2 separate regions of the Homo sapiens genome follow, and region 1 is linked to region 2. A link is a loop called in an ENCODE intact Hi-C map of the cell type or tissue named here. Cell type or tissue: dorsolateral prefrontal cortex. All regions are shown on one strand. Links, peaks and the distances in the headings refer to the core of each region. The heading gives the core; the rest is flanking DNA.

Region 1 (10,164 bases), core at 2,904-7,903, 250 kb after region 2:
CAGTATTGTGCTGCTTTTGCAAAGGCAATAATTTTATGACAGTTCATAAAACCATGGAATCTTAGAGTATGCATAACTGACATGTTATGCGGATCAACTCCTATCTGATTCTTGAATTTGCAATGAACGTAATGAGTGGGAGTGAAAAAACAGTCTCTCCCCAAAGCCTGAAAGTGACAGGAAACTCATTTACTTGCAAAATAAAACCCAAGTATATACTGGAACAACTCTAATTATTACAGAGGATCCTCCTTTGGGATGAAAGTTTTGTTCCCTGCAGCTCCTACCCTCTCTCTGGTCCCTGCCCTATCCTCCAAGGACCACACAGAAAAAGCCCTCTTCACTGACTGAAAAAATCTAGATGCTTAGGGTTTGTGGTCAGCTTTGCAAGCTGGCACAGGTAAGGGAGGAAACACTCTGAAATTGCAGTGCAGCATTTCAACATTTCATGTGTGTTACTTAGCAACAATAGCAGGAGGCCTGCCAGATGTACCAGAGTCATCGTGCCTCGCTCAGGTTTTGTAGGATCCATTATAATCATCTCATTATTGGTCTGGCAAATTGGGTTTATAGTGCCCAGAACTATGAAAATAGTAGTTGAATTTCTTCCATACACTGAGGCCATGTAAGAGCCATATTTGGGAAATACATGCATTTCCCAGCCCTCAGAACAATTGCTGCAATGGAAGGAATTCTGCAAAGTCAACTTTTTTGGTAGCCAGTTCCAGGCTTTTTGGCCTATGATTGCCACACCCCAAGTTTTCTCTCTACAAAAAGCTTTGATAATAGTCTTTTTCCAATTTTAGGTCACCTTGCATAGCCCCTCTGGCTTGTAACGTGGTCATTTCCAACCGTTCTACATTCTTGATGAAATGAAAACAGCAAGCTTCCTGTTGACATACTCTTCCACAGTTTTCATGAATTATGCATTTTGAAGGCAGCAGACAAGATGGTGTCTCAGTCCTTTCCAGCGATTCTCCAGCATGGAGGTCTTATTTGGTACATCCATCACAAGGGCCCGGAGCCAAGATGATCTCTTGAGCACAATCCCCACTTCGTGTTTCCCCTTTTCACTGTGTAGGCCACAGGGAAGAGTACTGTGGGACCCGAGGCTGCTTGATACTCATCAAGGCCCGCTTCCTCCAGCCTTCCTAGCTTCTCTTTCCCTCAGGTCTAGGCGTGGAGCCCTCCAGGACAGCGAACGGGTGATAAAATATACAAACTGTCTCTGATTATGGGATTTTGGCTCCTTAGCCAATGCATGCAAGGATGGTAGAAAAAACACTCATCTTCCTTCTACTATCCTAAAAGCAACTTCCGACATCAAGAATTTTTTTGGATCTCTCATCCAAAGGTATAAACCTTAACAGTGGGAAATTCAGACCAGGTGAGAGGAAAGGGTTACACACTAAGAGATGACTTAGGTTTGGGTAGTTTCATCAGGAGAGGTCTGCCTGCATCCTGGTTCCTGTCCTTGTTTTGGGAAACTCTTTTTAGCATACTTGGAGTACATATTCAGTTAAACTTGCAAAGTGAAGAATCAGAGAATGGAGGCCTAAATGTGATTCACCTGAGGCCACACGCAGAGTGAGGAGATACCAGTGTGCTTCCTGCAGAAGCATCTCCCACATCTCTGCCAAGCCTTTTTATCTCCTTTGAAACAGAATCTCTAATGGAATAAACCACTCCAGGGATCCTAGAGTCTTGTGTTTGTTCCTCCTATGCAGAAAGGCAAAGGAAAAAATTAAATAATATCTGAATACCGCCCAGTGCACAGAGAGTACCTGTGAAATTACAGGGACATTCAGCCAGCAAAGAATGTCCCCCTGGCCAGGGTGCCTGGAGGAAGGCTTTTAAGCATTACCATGCTGTACAGCATGGGGCTGCCAGCTTGACCAGATTCTAGCTGGAAGGATCAGGCATCTTTAAAGACCGGTAGCATTCAGGGCCATTGCTGGGCCACATGGCTCCTTTGTGCAATTAGAAAATGCAGTTCCACAGGGTAGGCAGCACTTAGAAAGCCACTGGCTGGACTTCACCTCCCTTTGTTCCCTTGGCTAGCATCTTGGGCAACAACATTCTGTACAAGCATGCACCATGGCCCTGCTGGCTTCTTGGTCTCCACGTGCCTCCTTCTTGTTGGTCATTAAGGTTATGCCATTTTCCCCCATTATTAAGTAATGTCAGGTAAGGTCTGAGGAGATGGAGATGAAGACTTTTACAGGTCGCAGGGGAACACTGACATGTCACTCATCATTTTGTGTGTGTGTGTGTGTGAGACAGAGTCTCACTCACTCTGTAGCCAGGCTGGAGTGCATTGGCAGAATCTCAGCTCACTGCAACCTCCCATCTCCTGGATTCAAGCGATTCTCTCCTGTCTCAGCCTCCTGAATAATTGGGATTACAGGCACCCGCCACCATGCCAGGCTGATGTTTGTATTTTTCGTAATGATGGGGTTCCACCATGTTAGCCAGGCTGGCTTTGAACTCCTGACCTCAAGCGATCTGCTCACCTTGGCCTCCCAAAGTGCTGGGATTACAGGTGTGAATCCCCGTGCCTGGCCATCACCCATCAATTTTTAAATGGTGGAGTAGCTCCCATGATGGATGTTATGAAAGGGTCTATGGGTGCATATGAAAGGGAGTGGTCATTACTACTCAGTCCAGGTAAAACTCCCTGGATGGAGGGTGAAGACAATGTGGTTTGAGTTGTTAGGTAAATGTTTCCTTATCATTTTTCATTATATGTTACATTTACATTCTGTTCATCCCTAAGATATAACTCCTTAAGATTACATCTCTCAGATGTAAACTCCACCAGAGTAAGGACTGTCTTGGTTACCTACTGTGTTCATTTCCTGAGACTGATGTAACAAATTTCTACACGTTCGTGGCTTAAAACAGCTCCAGAGGCCAGAAGTCCAAAATCAAGATACTGGCAGGGCTGTGCTTTCCCCAGAGCATCTAGAGGCAAATCCTTCCTTGCCTCTCTCAGCTTAGTGGGTCCAGACATTCCTTGGCTTGTGGCTGTGTCGCTCTAATCTCTGCCTTTGTCTTCACATGGGCTTCTCCTCTTGTCTCTGTGTCTTCTCCTTTGTCTCTCATAAAGACCCCTATCATTGGATTTAGGGCCCTCCTAAATAATTCAGGATAATCTCTTCTCAAGATCCTTAAATTAATTACATCTACACAGACCCTTTTATCCACATAAGGTCATATTCATAGGTTCTGGGGGTTAGGGTGTGGACATATCTTTCTAGGGCCATCATTCAGTGTACTATATCTGAGTGCCTAGATTACTGTTTTACACCTAGGAGGTTGCTCAATAAATAGTTTTCAATTTAATTTATATGTTTCAGCCTTAGTTTATCCATAAGCTTGCCATGAGGTTCAGAAACCATCATTTATATCCAGAGATGGTATAAGGCAGTGGTTAGGGGCATGAACATCCGCGTAATACTTGCTGGGTTCAAGTTCAGAATCTCTGCTTGCTGCCTGTATAATTTGAGGCAAGTTCTTTAGCTTCTCTCTACTTCAGTTTCTTCTTCTATAAAAAGAAATAATAATAATAATAAAGATCAACTTTATTGGGGAGGGGTGACTATTAAGTCAAGATATGCAAAGAGTACCCAGAACTGTCTTGGACTTTGTGCCCAATAGGTTTTGGCTTTTATTATAAAAATAAAAGAATGATATGACAATGTACAATATATAAACAATCTCAAATTGTTTGATTTTATCAGACTCCCTCTCCACTTTCAGAAACAGCTGAGAGGGCTGTCACTGCACTGAGATTAGCATGGCATTCCAGAACTCGGGCCCGGTAAGCATCCAGGTCCAAGGGTGCCTTGGAGGGGTACACCTCACCTTTGCAGTCCAGGGCAGAGGAAGGCAGGGAGGCTAGGAGTGCAGCACTGAGAGAGCAGTGGCCACTGCCTTACAAGGCCAAGAAGCGTCCCATCTCCCCAACAACTGTCAGGTTCCTTCCTGCCCTGGGAACAGCTCTAATCTGTCTGTTTACCACCTACCTGCCAGCCTTCAGCAGGAATTCCAGGACTGCTGGGCCTATCAGCTGAAGTAGAGGATGAAAAAGAACAAATCCAAAGGCAGAAGAAATAGGACAATATGATAGATGGATTTGACAAGAATCCAGACCAATTGTGGGCAGACCAAGTTGAAAAGCGTGAGAGGCTAGAGTTATCTCAGCAGGGGTTTCGTTTTGTTTTGTTTTGTTTTTGAGACAGTCTCACTCTGTCGCCCAGGCTGAAATGCATTGGTGTGATCTTAGCTCACTGCAACCTCTGCCTCCTGGGTTCAAGTGATTCTCTCGTGCCTTAGCCTCCAGAGTAGCTGGGATTACAGTTGTGTGCCACCACACCCAGCTAATTTTTGTATTAACACCGTAGAGATGGGGTTTCACCGTGTTGGCCAGGGTAGTTTTGAACTCCTGAGCTCAAGTGATCCATCTACCTCAGCCTCCCAAAGTGCTGGGATTACAGGCATGAGGACTGTACCCAACCATCTCAGCAGTTATTTTAAAAAATGTTTAGCCTTCTGATGAGAACACGTGGACACGTGGTGCGGACAACAAACACTGGGGCCAGTCGAGGGGGCTGCGGGGAGAGAGATCATCAGGAAGAGTAGCTAACACTTAGGTGGTGGGTTGATCTGTGCAGCAAGCCACCATGGTACATGTTCATCTCTGTAACAAACCTGCACATCCTGCACGTGTACCCCAGACTTTAAAATAAAAGTTGAAGGAAAAAAGTTCACTTTTCTGCTTTCCAGTTGCTTATTTAAAAAAAAAAAAAAAAAAAAAGAAGCATCTGGCTGGGTGTGGTGGCTCATGCCTGTAATCCCAGCACTTCGGGAGGCCGAGGCAGGTGGATCACCTGAGGTCAGGAGTTTGAGCCCAGCCTGGTCAACATGATGAAACCCCGTCTCTACTAAAAATACAAAAAATTAGCTGGGCATGGTGGCGGGCACCTATAATCCCAGCTATTCGGAAGGCTGAGGCAGGGAGAACTGCTTGAACCCAGGAGGCAGAGGTTGCAGTCAGCCAAGATCGCACCATTGCACTCCAGCCTGGGCAACAGAGCGAGACTCCATCTCAAAAAACAAACAAACAAACAAAAATGCATCTAAGTTGTCTGAGTGATGTCCTGCTCAAGTCCATAAGGGACTTGCTTTATTACAGAAAAGTGGCCAAACCCAGTAATATTGAAAGTATGGTCCAGGGACTGCTTCTGGTCAGGCAACTGTTTATTACCAGTCTGTGACAAAGACAGAAATTGCCAGTAAGGTGTTTAGAAACTTTAATAGCAATATGATATCCCAATGGGTGATCAATGGACCCATCTTACTGAATAGGGTAGAGACAAGTTTGAGTGTCGTTGCACTCACGTGGTGAGCTGCATGTGTCGTGGGCTGAGTGCTAGTATTGGTCTGTGATGGATTGGGATCAGACCCTTGTCCATGACCATAAAATCTTGAGCAATATTGCAGCAAGCCAAATGGCAAAGATGACTATGTGCCCCAAGACCACACTTTTTTTTCCTATAGTTTTTTTAAGAGAGACACGGCCTCGCTCTGTTGCCCAGGCTGGTCTTGAACTCCTAGGCTCAAGCAATCCTCCCATCTCGGCTTCCCAGAGTGCTGGGATTACAAGCATAAGCCACTGTGCCAAGCCTCCCTAAATGTTTAAATCTTGTCATTGCCACCATTCTGCAAGATTTACCTTTGAATCTAGAAAAGAACTTGGAGTCTTTCTACTAGGCCTATCCCCACACCACTTCCCATCATAGAGGTGAAGAACCTGAGGCCGGGACACACCACAGGACTCTCAGAATGACACAGCCAGTCAGATTTTCCTGGCACAAAACCCAGTGTTCTTTCAAAGCCACCATTCTTTTCCTGTAACTAATGCAAAAGCAAATCTTAGCCCATGACAGGGAATCACAGATTCCAAATGAGTGCCCTCAGAATGACTGGTTTCCTTGAAAGCAGCTGTTTCATAAACATGACTTTGCGGGGGCAGCTCAGGCCTTCCATGCAGTGGAGTCTGCTGGTCTTGGGGCTGCTCTGTTAAGCAAAGGATGGGAACCAAAGGTACTGACATTTTAATATTAGCCACACAGATGTCTTGGCTTGTAATCTGGAGAAAATCAGTCAGTGTCCCAGCTGAATCTGTAAATAGGAACGACAATAAGATTTGCTCTCTCTCGGGACATCCTAAGAATTTTTGTCAGGCTAGAAGAGGCAGCCTGGAGAGATTTGTTTGATCTGGGAAAGCAGAAGTCAAACTTGGTTTTTCATTCGGTAAGATCCACTGTGGTTAAAATGTGGTCAGAGGGCTCATTCAGCCTCCTACTTCAGGTCGAACTATACTTACCTTCTCTTACTTTTAAAGAAGGAAGGGAGATTCTGTAAATGAGTGGCTTTTCTTTTAGTCAGTGCTGTCATATGCCATGACAATATTGTATTTAAGTCTGTTCTCACAGTGCTAATAAAGACATACCTGAGACTGGGTAATTTATAATGGAAGGAGGTTTAATTGACTCACAGTTTAGCATGGCTGGGGAGGTTTCAGGAAACTTACAATCATGGCAGAAGGGGAAGCAAACACATCCTTCTTTACATGGCAGCAGCAAGGAGAAGCGCTGAGCATAAGGGGGGAAAATCTCCTTGTGATTCATGCCTGTAATCCCAGCACTTTAGGAGGTTGAGTTGGGTGGATCGCTTGAGGTCAGGAGTTTGAGACCAGCTTGGCCAACATGGTGAAACCCCGTCTCTACTAAAAATACAAAAAATTAGCTGGGCATGGTGGCAGGCACCTGTAATCCCAGCTACTTGGGAGGCTGAGGCAGGAGAACTGCTCGAACCTGGGAGGCGGAAGTTGCAGTGAGCCGAGATCACACCATTGCACTCCAGCCTGGGCAACAAGAGTGAAACTCCGTCTCAAAAAGAAAAAGAAAAAGAAAAAGAAACCATTAGATCTCATGAGAACTCACTATCACGAGAACAGTATGAGGGTAACCACTCCCATGATTCAATTACCTCCCCACCAGGTCCCTCCCATGACACATGGGGATTATGGGAACTATAATTCAAGATGAGATTTGGATGGGGACACAACGAAACCATATCAAATATTAATAGAGTCTGGCAGGGAGGAAGCATGACTTCATACTGGTGGTGAGTCAGAAGGGGCATCTTCATATTTTAAGGAAGGTGGCACTTAGATTCCAAGTGCGTCCTGTGTGCAGTGGAGTCATATGCAGCTCTAATAAAGAACATTATTCAGGCCAGGCATAGTGGCTCATGCCTGTAGTCCCAGTTTGTTGGCAGCCTGAGGCGTGAAGATTGCTTGAGCCCAGGAGTTCAAGACCAGCCTGGGCAACATAGTGAGACCTCATCTCTACAAAAAATACAAAAATTAGCCAAGCATGGTGGTACATGCCTGTCGTCCCAGCTACTCGGGAGGCTGAGGCGGGAGGATCACTTAAGTCCAGGAGTTTGAGTCTGCAGTGAGCTATGATCATGCCAGTGCACTCCAGCCTGGACAACAGAGCGAGGCCCTGTCTCCAAAAAATAATTAATTATTTAATTTAAATGTTCGAAAGAACATTATGCAGATGCTTCTCAGGCTTCTCTTCAGATGGCAAAATCTCACTGGTTTTCAAATATCCTAACTGAAATGTTCAGTTCCAGCTATCTTTTGCTTCATCCAGTAATTAGTTTCAAGTTTTTTTTTGCCTCTTTTTAGATATGAATCCCATGCTAGGTAACAAATTATAGTGACAGGAAAATGTGGATTTTTCCATAAAGTTTAAATATTCACCACTCAACCTTTTAGCAGAAAGCTCTGGGACCAACCTAGCATAAGTATAGAGTTGAGGGTTAAGAGTAAGCATTCTTCCCTTCGTCACTTATGTGGCCTTGAACCAATTAGTTAAGATTTTGTGCCTCATTTTCCTCATCTGCAAAATGGAAATAATCATAAGGTATACTTTGGGGATTAGTGTGAGGGGCAAATGAGTTAACATGTATAAATTGCTTAAAATAGTATTTGGCAGCCAGGCTTGGTGGCTCATGCCTGTAATACCAGCACTTTGGGAGGCTGAGGCAGGTGGATCACGAGTTCTGGAGTTCAAGACCAGCCTGGCTAAGATGGTGAAACCCCATCTCTACTAAAAATACAAAAATTAGCCGGGCATGGTGGCGGGTGCCTGTAATCCCAGCTACTCGGGAGGCTGAGACAGAGAATTGCGTGAACCCCGGAGGCAGAGGTTGCAGTGAGCCAAGATTGCATCACTGCACTCCAGCCTGGGCAACAGAGGGAGACTCCATCTCAAAAAGAAAAAAAAAATAGTATTTGACAATGACGATAGCTGCTGTTATTATCATGACCCAAATGCTATATTTGCTTCAAGCAAATGGAATGATTCTCAGACCAAATTTTTTCACCAGGCATTTATTAGAAGGAGGTTTCATGTAATTCTGAATTATGCTCCGAATCATATTCACTTCATTCAATATGAAAAGCAAGTATAGATTTACAGTTTAATTGTTTTGAGACAGGGCAGGATTCCTAATCACATTTTTAGAAATGACTTTTGTGTCTCATATTGTTCATCTCCTCTATCCTCTCACCAAGATTCCACTGTGTTTCATACCAGCTTGTTCAGTTGAACAAGGTGGAGAAGCCCATTTACTGTTTGGATTAAATTTTTTTATCACCAGTGTATGAGGATTTGCATTAAATAAATTATAGGTAATTACATTAACAAACCAAGAAGACTTACAGTTAAAGAGGGCAAAAATATAATTTACTTAACTGCTCTATGAAATCTATTTGTGGATTTCTCTCTTCTCAAAGGAGAATTAATCAGAGAACAACTTTGTTGTTATTGTTGTTGTTGTCGTTTAAGAAAAAAAAGAAAGAATGAATGAAAGATCACATAGTAGCAGTGGTACCCTATTCACCTTGCAACAGTTGTACTCTGCGCACCTGCCCCAGGTTATAGCAACATCAAGGTCAAGCTCCCAATATTTCAAGTACAAATAAGACTTCACCTGTGCACAAACATGTGCTTACACACTTCCATCCTCCTGAATTTTCTTTCCAGACTGTTTTACAGATAAGGAAGCAGCTCTCAAAAGACCTCTCTCAGACATTTGAAAACACATTTTTTTTCAGAGTGCTAAATTCATGCTTCTTATTTTATATATGTTAGAAATAAACACATAAATAATAAACAGTCTTGCCTGGACTGGTTCATGTTCAATTCATAGGCACTGAGTATTCTTTATTAGGACATACTCACTATTGTTTGTTGAATTATTGCACTTTTAAGAAATCAATCTGAAGATTAAACATTAGGAGTCTCGATAAAAAACAAGTCTCTATACTTTATGAAGATCTTAGGAATTTCTAACTGACTTTGGAACAGCCATTTGTTAAAAAACACTTTCCCATCCCAAACTCCACTGACTCCATTTTTCTTCTGCACTAACTCTCCCTTCCTCCTCCCCCATATTTGGAGCAGCGTCTCTATGTCCCATTCACTCTCCTACACCTGCCAAATCACCAGTGACTATTTAGGGGCTAAGTGCAAAGGAGACTTCTAAATCCTCACTTTCATCAACTGTTGAGCAGCAACGGAAGCTGCTGAATGCTCCCTATTTCTTCTTGAAACACACTCTCTCCTTGTTTACTTGAGATGACACTATCCTTCCTCTGTCCATCTGGGAAATATTGGTGCTTTGAGGTTCTTGACTTGGGGCTCCTTTCTTCACTTCTCCCATTCTCTGAGTGACATTGTCTGTTCCCATGGCTTCTGAAATATAGGCATTCTTTGATCTAATTTTTTCTCCAGACCTACCCATATAGCCAACTGCCCCCTAACCATATCCATTTGGATCCCCCCAGACACCTATAACTCAGCATGCTAAAAATTCATTAGTCATTACTTTCTCTGATTGATTCCTTTTCATTGATTCTTAATCTCATTGAAAAACATCACCATGCACCCAGTTGCCCAAGTCTGAAATCAGGACATTGTCCTTGCTTCTTTTCACCCTTTCAAATCCTCTATCTAATCAGTAATTTTATATAATAAAAGGATTCTTGATTCCTTCTACACTTTTTCTTTCCCACTTCCA
Region 2 (10,164 bases), core at 2,800-7,799:
TGTATCTGCATAGTCATACTCTGCTACTTTGTAGCTGATATGGTCTGAGTGTGTGTCTCCTCCAAATCTCATGTTAACATGTGATCCCTAGTGTTGGAGGTGGGGCCTAGTGGGAGGTATTGGATCATGGAGGTGGATCCCTCACGAATGGCTTAGAGCCATTTCCTTGGTGATGAGTGAGTTCTTGCTCTGTTAGTTCATGCGATATCTGGTGGTTTAAGAGTCTGGGACCGCTACTCTCTCTTGTTCCCTCTCTCTTGCTCCCACTCTTGCCATGTGATATACTGGCTCCCCGTTTGCTTTCTACCACAAGTGTAAGCTTCCTAAGACCTCACTAGGAGCAGAGGCCAGCATCATGCTTCCTGTACAGTCTGTAGAACTGTGACCCAAAATAAGCCTCTTTTATTGATAAATTACCCAGTCTCAGGTATTCCTTTATAGCAATGTAAATGGACTAACACCGTTAGTGATAACATATAGTTCACAAATAGACTAATGGATGTAGATAGCTATGCTATATTTACCAGTAGAATCTATATTATTTTAAGTAAATAAATAGATTACCTGGGCTAACATTCTTACTTCATTAACGAAAATAAACAAATTGGTCTTCTCAGTGTCTGTTATCTGTACTGGTTTCCTTTCTTCAAAGGGATATCATGAAGATAAATAAAGATATAGCTATTAAAATGTTTGAAATTTCAGGGAAAATTGCAATGTAATGAGGATGATGATGAGGATTAGCTAATTAGATTATTGTTTATTGAGTATCTACTAAGTACCAGACTCTGTTCTAGGCATTTAATACACTTTGTGTTTAATTTTCAAAACAACATTTAAAGATAGGTATTATTGCCCTCATTTTATAGGTAAAGAAACCTGAGACTTAGGTTAAGTAATAGATCCAAGTTCACAAAGCTAGTAAATGTAAAGCTGGAATTTTAATAAAAGTCTGTTTGACTCTACAGTCTGTTATTTTTTTTCTACAGTTAATATAGCAGAAAATATATTTGTGACTCTTAATAAGGCATAACCCAGCCCTATAAAATGAATTTTTCTTATTTTCCTATTGCATTTGAAAATTGTAATAGTCAGTCTACTAACTTTAAAAAACTTAGGATGTACCTAAAACTCAATTTAACCTTTATATTAAAGTTAAGAAATGCCCTTGAAAGGTTTCAGGCAGGGGGATGATATGATCAGATTAGTGTCTTTGGAAGTTTGCTCTGGCTGTAGGGTTGAGTGGGTTGCTTTGGATGTGACTGGGGGCAAGGAGGCCGAGAGAGGCTTTTTTAACAATAGCAATGGGGTTGGAGAGAAGTGAATGGCCTTGATGACTATTTAGAGGATAGCCTGGATAAATCTTGTTCATTGACTGGATATGGGAGGTCAGGATGGTTAGAAATCAAGACAGACACCCAGATTTTTGGGTGAGGCCTTACATCCTTTCTGGTATTAGGATAGGGGGCAGGTTATTAGGGAGAGATTTATAGGTGAAAATGACAAGTGCTTCTGGGACATACTGGGTTTGAGGTGTTTGTGAAGATGTTACAATGACCTTTGGGAATCGGTTTTGAAGTTTAAGAGCATGATCTGGACGACAAACTTAGTTTTGGAAGTCAGCATCATATTGGTGGTTAAGTTAAGCCATAAAAGTAGATGAAATTGCTCGAGGAGGGTATGTAGAGTGAGAAGTGAAGAGAATTTAGGCAAGAATCCTCCAGAACACCAAGATTTAAGAGACAAATAGAAGGGGTAGCTAGAGAGGTGTGGTACTGTGTTGTCACAGAAGACTGTTTCAAGATGGAAGGGATGACTCTAAATATTTACCCCAAAAAGAATACATTTATTCACATAAAGACCTGTACATGAATGTTTATAGCAGTTTTATTTCATAATTGCCATAAACTGAAAACAACAAATATTCCTCAAGTGGTGAATGGATAGACACATTGTGGTGCATCTGTACAATTGAAAGCTGTACTTATCAATGAAAAGGACCTACCTACCTATATACACAACATGGATGGATCTCAAAAGCATTTGCAATGTGAAAGAAATTGAACATGAAAGGCTACATACTGTCTGATTCCATTTATATGATATTCTAGAAGAAGCAAAATCATGAGAACAGAGATGAGACCAGTGGTTGCCAGAGGCTGGAGTTAGGAGGAGTGGATTGACTATGAAGGGACTTAAAAGAACTGTTTGGGGGTGATGGTCATGTAATATATTGACTATGGTGGTAGTTACATGATTGCATAATGTATCTAAACTCATAGGCCTGTACACCTACAAAGGGTGAATTCCACTGCCTATAAATTATACCTGAATAAACCTGACTTCAAGTAAAAAAATCAAAAACAAAAGGGAGCTGTTAAAATGTTCAACACAGCTTTAAAATGACATAAGAAGAGGACTGAGACATATCCATTTGGCATTGGGGACTTTACAGGGAGCAGTGGCAGCGGCATGGGGGAGGCAGAAGCCAGAACGCTAAGCATTGAGGAGAATGGCAAAGATTACTGGTTGTCTGTCCCCCATACCAATTTTCCCCTTCTTACATGGGAATGGAGGTCTCAACTTTTGGATAGGCTCATGACTATGCAGAGTAAAGACTTCTTTGTCTACTCTCCCTGGAAACTGAATGTAGCCATGTGACTGAATTCTGGCCAAGGAGATCTAAGTGTCCTGAGGCAGCTTCTGGGAGCCTTTCTTAAGAGGCATCAGGCGTGCTTCCTTTACCTACTTTTCTTTCCTCTTTCCACATTTATGTTGGCTGGAATGCAGACATAAGGGCTAGAGCCAGAGCAGCCAACTTGGACCATGAAACAATTTTAGGAAGGGAGACCACATATGATAGAGCAATGTTTTGTAGGAGCCTGGATCTCTTTGCTCTTTCAGGAGTTGAGCTGATAAACTGGCCCAGGACAGCTTATCTCTGAACTTTTAAGACACAAAAGCACATCTTTTTCCTGTTTAAGCCTCTTAATTATTCACACATGAACTTAATCCTATATGCAACTGGAAAGGGACATGGACTGGGGGAGGGTTTTATGATCTCCGAATTCACATAGAATTTCTCTGTGAAGGGAAACCTGGAGTTGATACAGAATTTCCTTCCACAAAACAGCTCTTTGAATCTTCACTGGGTTTGACTTTGCATCTCACTCTCCTGAGGAAAACGAGGAGCAGTGAATCCACTGAGAACATTTTGCACGGTTCTCTTCCCAGCCCCTTGACATATGGAGCAGTCTCCCATCTAGAGCCACCATACAGAGTTGACTGGCAGGAAAGCCCTAGCCCTGTGGCTTGCATATCTGAGCCCTCTCCCCTTTCAACCCCAGTCCCTCAGGAAGGCTTTCCCTGAACACCTACCTAGGCACATCCACTTCCCTTTTATTCTCCATCAAAGCATTTTTTTAAAAAAACACGTCTTTATTAAGACATAATTCATAGACCACAAAATTCACCCAGAGTGTATAATTCAATAGCTTTCAGTATGTTCAGTTGCACAATCATCACCAAAAATTAATTCTAGAACATTCATCACAGCATCTAATTACTTAATTTTTATAGCAATATTTTCAGCCTGTGACGATATGTTTATTTTTGTCTTTATCTGTGCTTTGCCTTTCTACTTTAACCCGTGAGCTCCTGCAGGGCAGGGACTGTGATGGCTATGCTTATGCTTGGTGCTGCGTTTTCAGCACCTGGCAGACACCGACTCACAGAGGGACCCGGCTGCAAGATAGAAGAAAAGCCTGAAGCTGTCCCATCTACTCTGTATTGTAGCAGGTGCAGGACACCTGGATGACAACCAGGTCCCTGCTCTGGAAACCGTTAGGAGTAGAGGATTCTCAGAGGGGGTGGAGGCAGGGTGTGCGTACTCCAGGTGGCTTATTACCGCGGGGCCGGGGCCGTGGTAATTTGGGAAACCATAGTCAATATAGCTATTGTTTTCAAATAGCAGACTAGGGAAACTGACCCTGGACAATGTCTTCCTGGCAGGCGGGAACACGCAGAATTTGGAGTGAAACGGAAAGGGGCATGGGGTCGCCAAGGTGGTGAAACGCCGCATTAAGGCGCTTCAAGATAGCTGGAGTTTTGCTTGGGAAACTCAGAGGGATCTCGCCCGGCCGGCACAATGGCGTTTCTGAACCCATGCCCAGCCCACTGGGGGCAGTCCTTGCTGCTTGCAGAGGCCAGACGCTTCTTGCAACTTCTAAGCGGCGAGAGCTGCCACCTTGCCAATGACTCAACCGTTTGCCTATGCCCTCTGGGCTGTGCCACCAGCCGCAGCCGCCCTGCTCCCCCACCCACCCTTCTCCCCAGGCTCCGCGCCGCGCCGCCAGTCCCAGGGGAGCCGCCGGCGCACCTGGCGCCTAGGGCGCACGGCACTGCGCGCTGGTGGGCACCTCACCCGACGCCAGCTGCCAGCGCGCTCCCTCCCCGAAACCCTGAAGTGGGGTGTCTTGTCTAGCGCCCAGCGAACAACATTATCCAATTGCTTCCCGTTTTATTCGCAGGCTGGGAGCTGAGAGAGCCTGAGCATTCACTTTCAACCCTCCAGGGGAGGAGGGGGTGCGGGTGGGGAGGGGAGACGGCTCCCAGCTCCACCTCGCGCGCGGCGCGGCCAGTGCACTCGGCTCCGGGAGAGGCGAGCAGCGCCGGTGAGCCCCGCAGCAGCGCACCCGGCCGCGGAGCCCCGCGATGGAGTGAGTATCCCCGAGCCGCGCCGCCAGCTGCTCTCCTCTCGGCATGTTGCCATGGTGACCGCGGCGGCAGGCAGATCCCGCTCGGGTCCGCGTCCAGGATGGGTGTTTAATTTCAGCCCCGTGTGTACGCCTGGTGTTTCTATAGCAGCCGCCGCGGCGGCAGGAGGCAAGGGGTGGGAGCCCCGGGTGGCGTGGTTTTTGCGGCTGCCCCTTGGCTAGCAGGGCCTGGGGGGCGAGTGAGGGGAGTAGATGATGTTGCTAAGGACGGAGGCATATTCTAGGCTTTCCTATCTCTGCCCCAAGCTTCCGCTTATCGGGGAGTTGGCCGCAATAGCCATGACTTCCGATTCCTAACCATGTCAGCATTATTGGACTGCAGTTAAAAAAAGAGGGAGGGGGTCACTGCGGATCGGAAGCAAACGCGGTTCAGTGTGAAGCGTGTAATGGAAGGATGAGTTAGTGGGTAATATGAGCCAGGGCTGCAATGTCCTGGCTACTAGAAACCATCAGAAGACCCAAAAGAATTGATTTGTTCCTGGGGTATTGGAGAAATAAGACAAACATATTGGCGGCAGCCCGGAGTGGAATTACAACGTTTGGCACCGTGAATACGGCATGGATGGGTGGGGAAGACAAGAGAGGCATTAACCAGAAAAGACATTAAATAAAGGGCTCCGGTTGTGGGTCTGGTCTAGGATTCCTCTCTTCTCTGTGTTTGCATCCCTACATTGCTTTTTGGACACTCTCTCGAGCTGCTGCCACAGCAGGACCACTCTGACAGGCGACAGCCAGCCACTCCAAGGAAGGGTCATTTTTGGAGCCAGCTATTAGATCCCGCTCACTTGGTCAGCTTCTCCTCTTCCGTTCTCTTCCCACACTACTCCTTGACATTGAGGCCGTCTGAAATCATATTTCAAGTTAGAGATAAAGTCATGTTTTCAGACATCAGGACCTTCGTACCAAACCCAAGAAACCTTAGATGCAGCCTTTATCCCTCTGCGTATCTGATTGTGTAGATGCAATTTAATCCTCAGAAAGGCTGCTAAAGCAGAAGTGAGAGATGGTGTAGCATTGTAGGAGTCACAGTCATGGATTTCAGGCCCCACCTAGCCTGATACTGCTGTTATTGATTTCCTACTCCAGCAATTGAATGTCTCTGAGCCTCAGTTTCCCTATCTCTGCAATGGAAACAAAGATGTTCCTTACTCACTTTGAAGCATTATTGAGAGGATCATGTAATATCTGTATCTCTTCCAAAGGGCTTTGTAAATTGTAAGATATGTACAAATTTAAGGAACTAGTGTCATGTTTAAGAGCTGGGCTCTAGAGTCAGATTGGCTGGTTTGAGGCTTCTGACACTTTGCTGAATGATGTTAATCTCCCTGGGCCTCATTTTCCCCATCTGGAAAATGGGAATAATAATAGTAACTATTTCATGTACTTTTTGTGAACATTAAGGAAGTTAATGATGTAAATTGATACATACACATATAAGGTTCTTAGAACAGAGCCTGGCATAAAATAAGCTCAATAAATATCATCTATTATCTATGAATATTATCTATTATTATTAGGTTGGTGCAACAGTAATTGCAGTTTTTGCCATTACTTTCAACGGCAAAAACCGCAAATTACTGTTGCACCAACCTAATACTACAGTCTACAGCATTTATTGGGGTTTCGGATTGGCACCAAGCTATTCTTCATTTTAGACAGGGTCTCACTCTGTCACCCAGGCTGGAGTGCAATGGCGCTATCATGGCTCACTGCAGTATTGACCTCCTGGGCTCAAACAATCCTCCCACCTCAGCCTTCTGATGGGACTACAGGCATGCACAACCATGCCCAGCTAATTTTTAATTTTTCATACAGACGGGATTGTCCTATGTTGCTCAGGCTAGTCTTGAACTCCTGGGCTCAAGCAATCCTCCTGCCCCGGTCTTGCTGGGATTATAGGTGTGAGCCACCATGCCCAGTCTTTTTTTTTTTTTTTTAATTTATAAAGAAATACATGGTGTGGTGGTTCATGACTGCAATCTCAGTGCTTTGAGGACAGAGGTGGTAGGAAGTCTTGATGAGCCCAGGAGTTTGAGAATGCGCTGAGCTATAATTGCACCACTGCACTGGGTGACAGAGCAAAACCTCATCTCAAAAAAAGAAAGAAAGGAAGGAAGGAAGGAAGAAGAAAAAGAGAAAGAAAGAAAGAGAAAGAAAGAAAGAAAGAGGGGGAGGGAGGGAGTGAGGGAGGGAAGGAAGGAAAGAAAGGGAAAGACAATGCCTGAAGGGCAATTGAGAGTAACATAATTCCCAAGATACCACTGTTGATGTGAGAACTAGCAAGAAGCCACAGCAGGCTTGGATATACGGAACAGACTCGGCCTGATGCACACTTCATTCTTGTTCCTCACTGTCATTTTCTTAGACATGGAGACTGTCCTTTACAAGAGACTGAACATAGATCTAGTCCTCTCACTGGGTAGCGCTAAAGGAGAGCCTGGTCATTTGCCAGGGCAGCAACTTTCATCTTTATGCTCTCACATGGATAATCTAATATTTGATATGTTTCTCCCAGACTTAGCACTTGGGTGCTCAATAACTGGAACAGCACACAGGATTGGTAAGTTTACAAAGGTCCTCAGCTTTTTCCCACATTCCCTCTGAGTCTCCTGGCTAAGGTTTCCTCCAGGTGTGCTAAGCTCACACCTGGAACTCCTTGTGAACAAAGACCTTCCTCATCACATTCTTCTTGCTCCACAGGATCCAAATTACTGCCTCAATTAGCCTCCTTCTCCCTAATCAACTTGGCCTCAGCTTTCCCATTCCCAAGCAACATTCCAAAGTTCTCACTTCCTGGTTAACCTTCCCAATTTCCAACTCTGTTTTCTGCCCTACTTCGTTTGCTTCCTTAATGTATTAGGCTGTTCCTGCATTGTTATAAAGAAATACCTGAGACAGGGTAATTTATGAAGAAAAGAGCTTTAATTGGCTGATGATTCTGCAGGCTGTATAGAAGTGTGGTACAGGAGTCAGCTCAGCTTCCGGTGAGGCCTCAGGAAGCTTTCAGTCATGGAGAAAGGTGAAGCAGAAGGCTGGCAAGTTGTATGGTGGGAGCAGGAGCAAGAGCAAGGGGTGGCGGGGGTGTCACAGACTTTAAACAACCAGATCTCAGGGGAACTCACTCACTATTGCGAGTGAACACCAAGGCCCCATCCCCAGGATTCACCCCCAGGACCAAAACACTTCCCACCAGGCCCCATGTACAACACTGGGGATTACATCTCAACATGATACCTGGAGGGGGACATCCAATCTACATCACTTAATATAGTGAGCTTTTTCTTTCTTTTTTCCCTTTTAGAATATCATCTTTTCCTGTCCCTCCTTGGGTCTCACAACATTTCCCTTGTGCCAAATACTGCCCCTACCCTTCAATCTAAACACTCCCCAGATTTCATCTCCGGTAGAAAAGCCCACTTTGAATATGAGTGAAATAGGGACTCCATTCCCCTTACTTACTGTAACCAACTTATATTTATAAACATTTATTAAAAGAGGGAATTAAATTCACTTCTTTTATGTTTTAATTTAACCAACAAACGTTTGTTGAGATTAGCACTGGTCAACAAAACAGTCATGATTCTCTTTGTCTGATGAGAGATAGATGTTAAATCAGTAAATATGTGTGTATACTGATTGAATTTCTCCTCAGAAAAGGGGTTTTTCTTTTCTATCACATTGTCAGGCTGCAAATTTTCTCAACTTTTATGCTCTGCTTCCCTTATAAAACCGAATGCCTTTAACAGCACCCAAGTCACCTCTTGAATGCTTTGCTGCTTAGGAATTTCTTCCACCAGATGCCCTAAATCATCTCTCTCAAGTTCAAAGTTCCACAAATCTCTAGGGCAAGGGAAAAATGCTGCCAGTTTCTTTGCTAAAACATAACAAGAGTCACCTTTGCTCCAGTTCCCAACAAAATTTTCATTTCCATCTGAGACCTCCTCAGCCTGGATTTCATTGTCCATATCGTTATCAGCATTTTGGTCAAGGCCATTCAGCAAGTCTCTAGGGAGTTCCGAACTTTCCCACATTTTCCTGTCTTCTTCTGAGCCCTCCAAACTGTTTCAACCTCTGCCTGTTACCCAATTCCAAAGTTGGCTTCACAGTTTTGACTATTTTTTCAGCAACACCCAACTCTACTGGTACCAATGTACTGTATTAGTCTGTTTTCATGCTGCTGATTAAGACATACCTGAGACTGGGCAATTTACAAAGGAAAGAGGTTTAATGGTGAACTCACAGTTCCATGTGGCTGGGGAAGCCTCACAATCATGGCAGAAGGCAAGGAGGAGCAAGTCACATCTTATGTGGAGGGCAGCAGGCAAAAAGAAAGCTTGTGCAGAGAAACTTCAATTTTAAAAACCACCAGATCTCATGAGACCCATTCACTATCATGAGACCAGCAAGGGAAAGGCCTGCCCCCATGATTCAATCATCTCCCACCAGGTGCTTTCCAACACATGGGAATTGTGGGAGCTACAAGACGAGATTTGGGTGGGGACACAGAGAGAAACCATATCACCAAGGTTTCCAATTTAAAATGAAACCTAGTGAAAATGAGGATACATAGTCATTTTTTTCACAAGTATTGTTGGTTTTAGTAAAATAAGAGCTTCTTAGTTTAAGAAAAAAAAAAAAACCCCAGCCATAAAAGAGAATAAAATCATGTCCTTTACAGCAATGTGGATGGAGCTGGATGCCATTATCCTAAATGAGCTAACTCAGAAACAGAAAACCAAATATTGCATGTTCTCATTTATAAGTGAGAGCTAAATGATGTGTACACATGGACATAAAGATGAAAATAATAGATACTGGGAACCTCAAAACAGGGAAGGGTGGGAAGGCACAAGGGTTGAAAAATTACCTATTGAGTACAGTGTTCACTATTTGGGTAATGGGTACATTAGAAGCCCAGTCCCCACCAGTATACAATATACCCATGTAACAAACTTGCGCATGTACTCACCTGAATCTAAAATAAAATAAAATTTACAAAAGGTCTATCTTGGAAAAGAAGAAAAGTCTAATTTCCACCTTAAGAGGCTAGAAGAGCAAACTAAATCCAAAGCAAGCAGAAAAAGAAATAAAAGAAAGAAAGAAAAATCTAGGTAATAAACAAGAAAAGAGGGTACTAACTGATTGAAGTTAAAATTTTTCTTAGTGACATGCTCTGTACTGGATGTGTAGAACAGAGAAGACCTACTGGAAAACCAGAAGGTAGGGTTGGTGTCATGTTCTGTACCATGTCAGTGTTCTTGTGTGGTACATGAAACATCAGGCAATGGCAGGTACTTGCTGCCCTCCTGGGTGGGTTGGGTATGAGATCCATGTGTTTGTAGGAATGCACTTTAACACCTGCAGTTATTAATTTGATGCCACACCTATA

The links. A loop is a pair of places that touch in the nucleus more often than their neighbours do. Peaks named below come from ENCODE experiments on the same cell type or tissue, not always from the same donor. Only the 100,000 strongest peaks of a DNase experiment are listed, where the experiment ranks them.
Region 1: it touches region 2 in a loop (2.5-fold over the local background); 2 of 110 quality-filtered maps call a loop at or near these places.

Annotation. Positions count from the first base shown.
Region 1 is chr9:109,889,227-109,899,390 of GRCh38, forward strand. The region is part of intron 3 of PALM2AKAP2 (PALM2 and AKAP2 fusion); the gene reads left to right. Among named protein-coding and RNA genes, the nearest start is that of PALM2AKAP2, 110 kb to the left of the region's middle. RefSeq lists an enhancer at 4,313-4,472. In dorsolateral prefrontal cortex, for the core only: no CTCF peak of the experiment used is centred there; no DNase peak of the experiment used is centred there; H3K27ac peaks cover 923 bases.
Region 2 is chr9:109,636,149-109,646,312 of GRCh38, forward strand. It overlaps a transcript of PALM2AKAP2 not described here. Among named protein-coding and RNA genes, the nearest start is that of MIR3927, 130 kb to the left of the region's middle. In dorsolateral prefrontal cortex, for the core only: no CTCF peak of the experiment used is centred there; DNase peaks (open chromatin) are centred at 4,203 and 4,723; H3K4me3 peaks cover 2,808 bases; H3K27ac peaks cover 4,682 bases.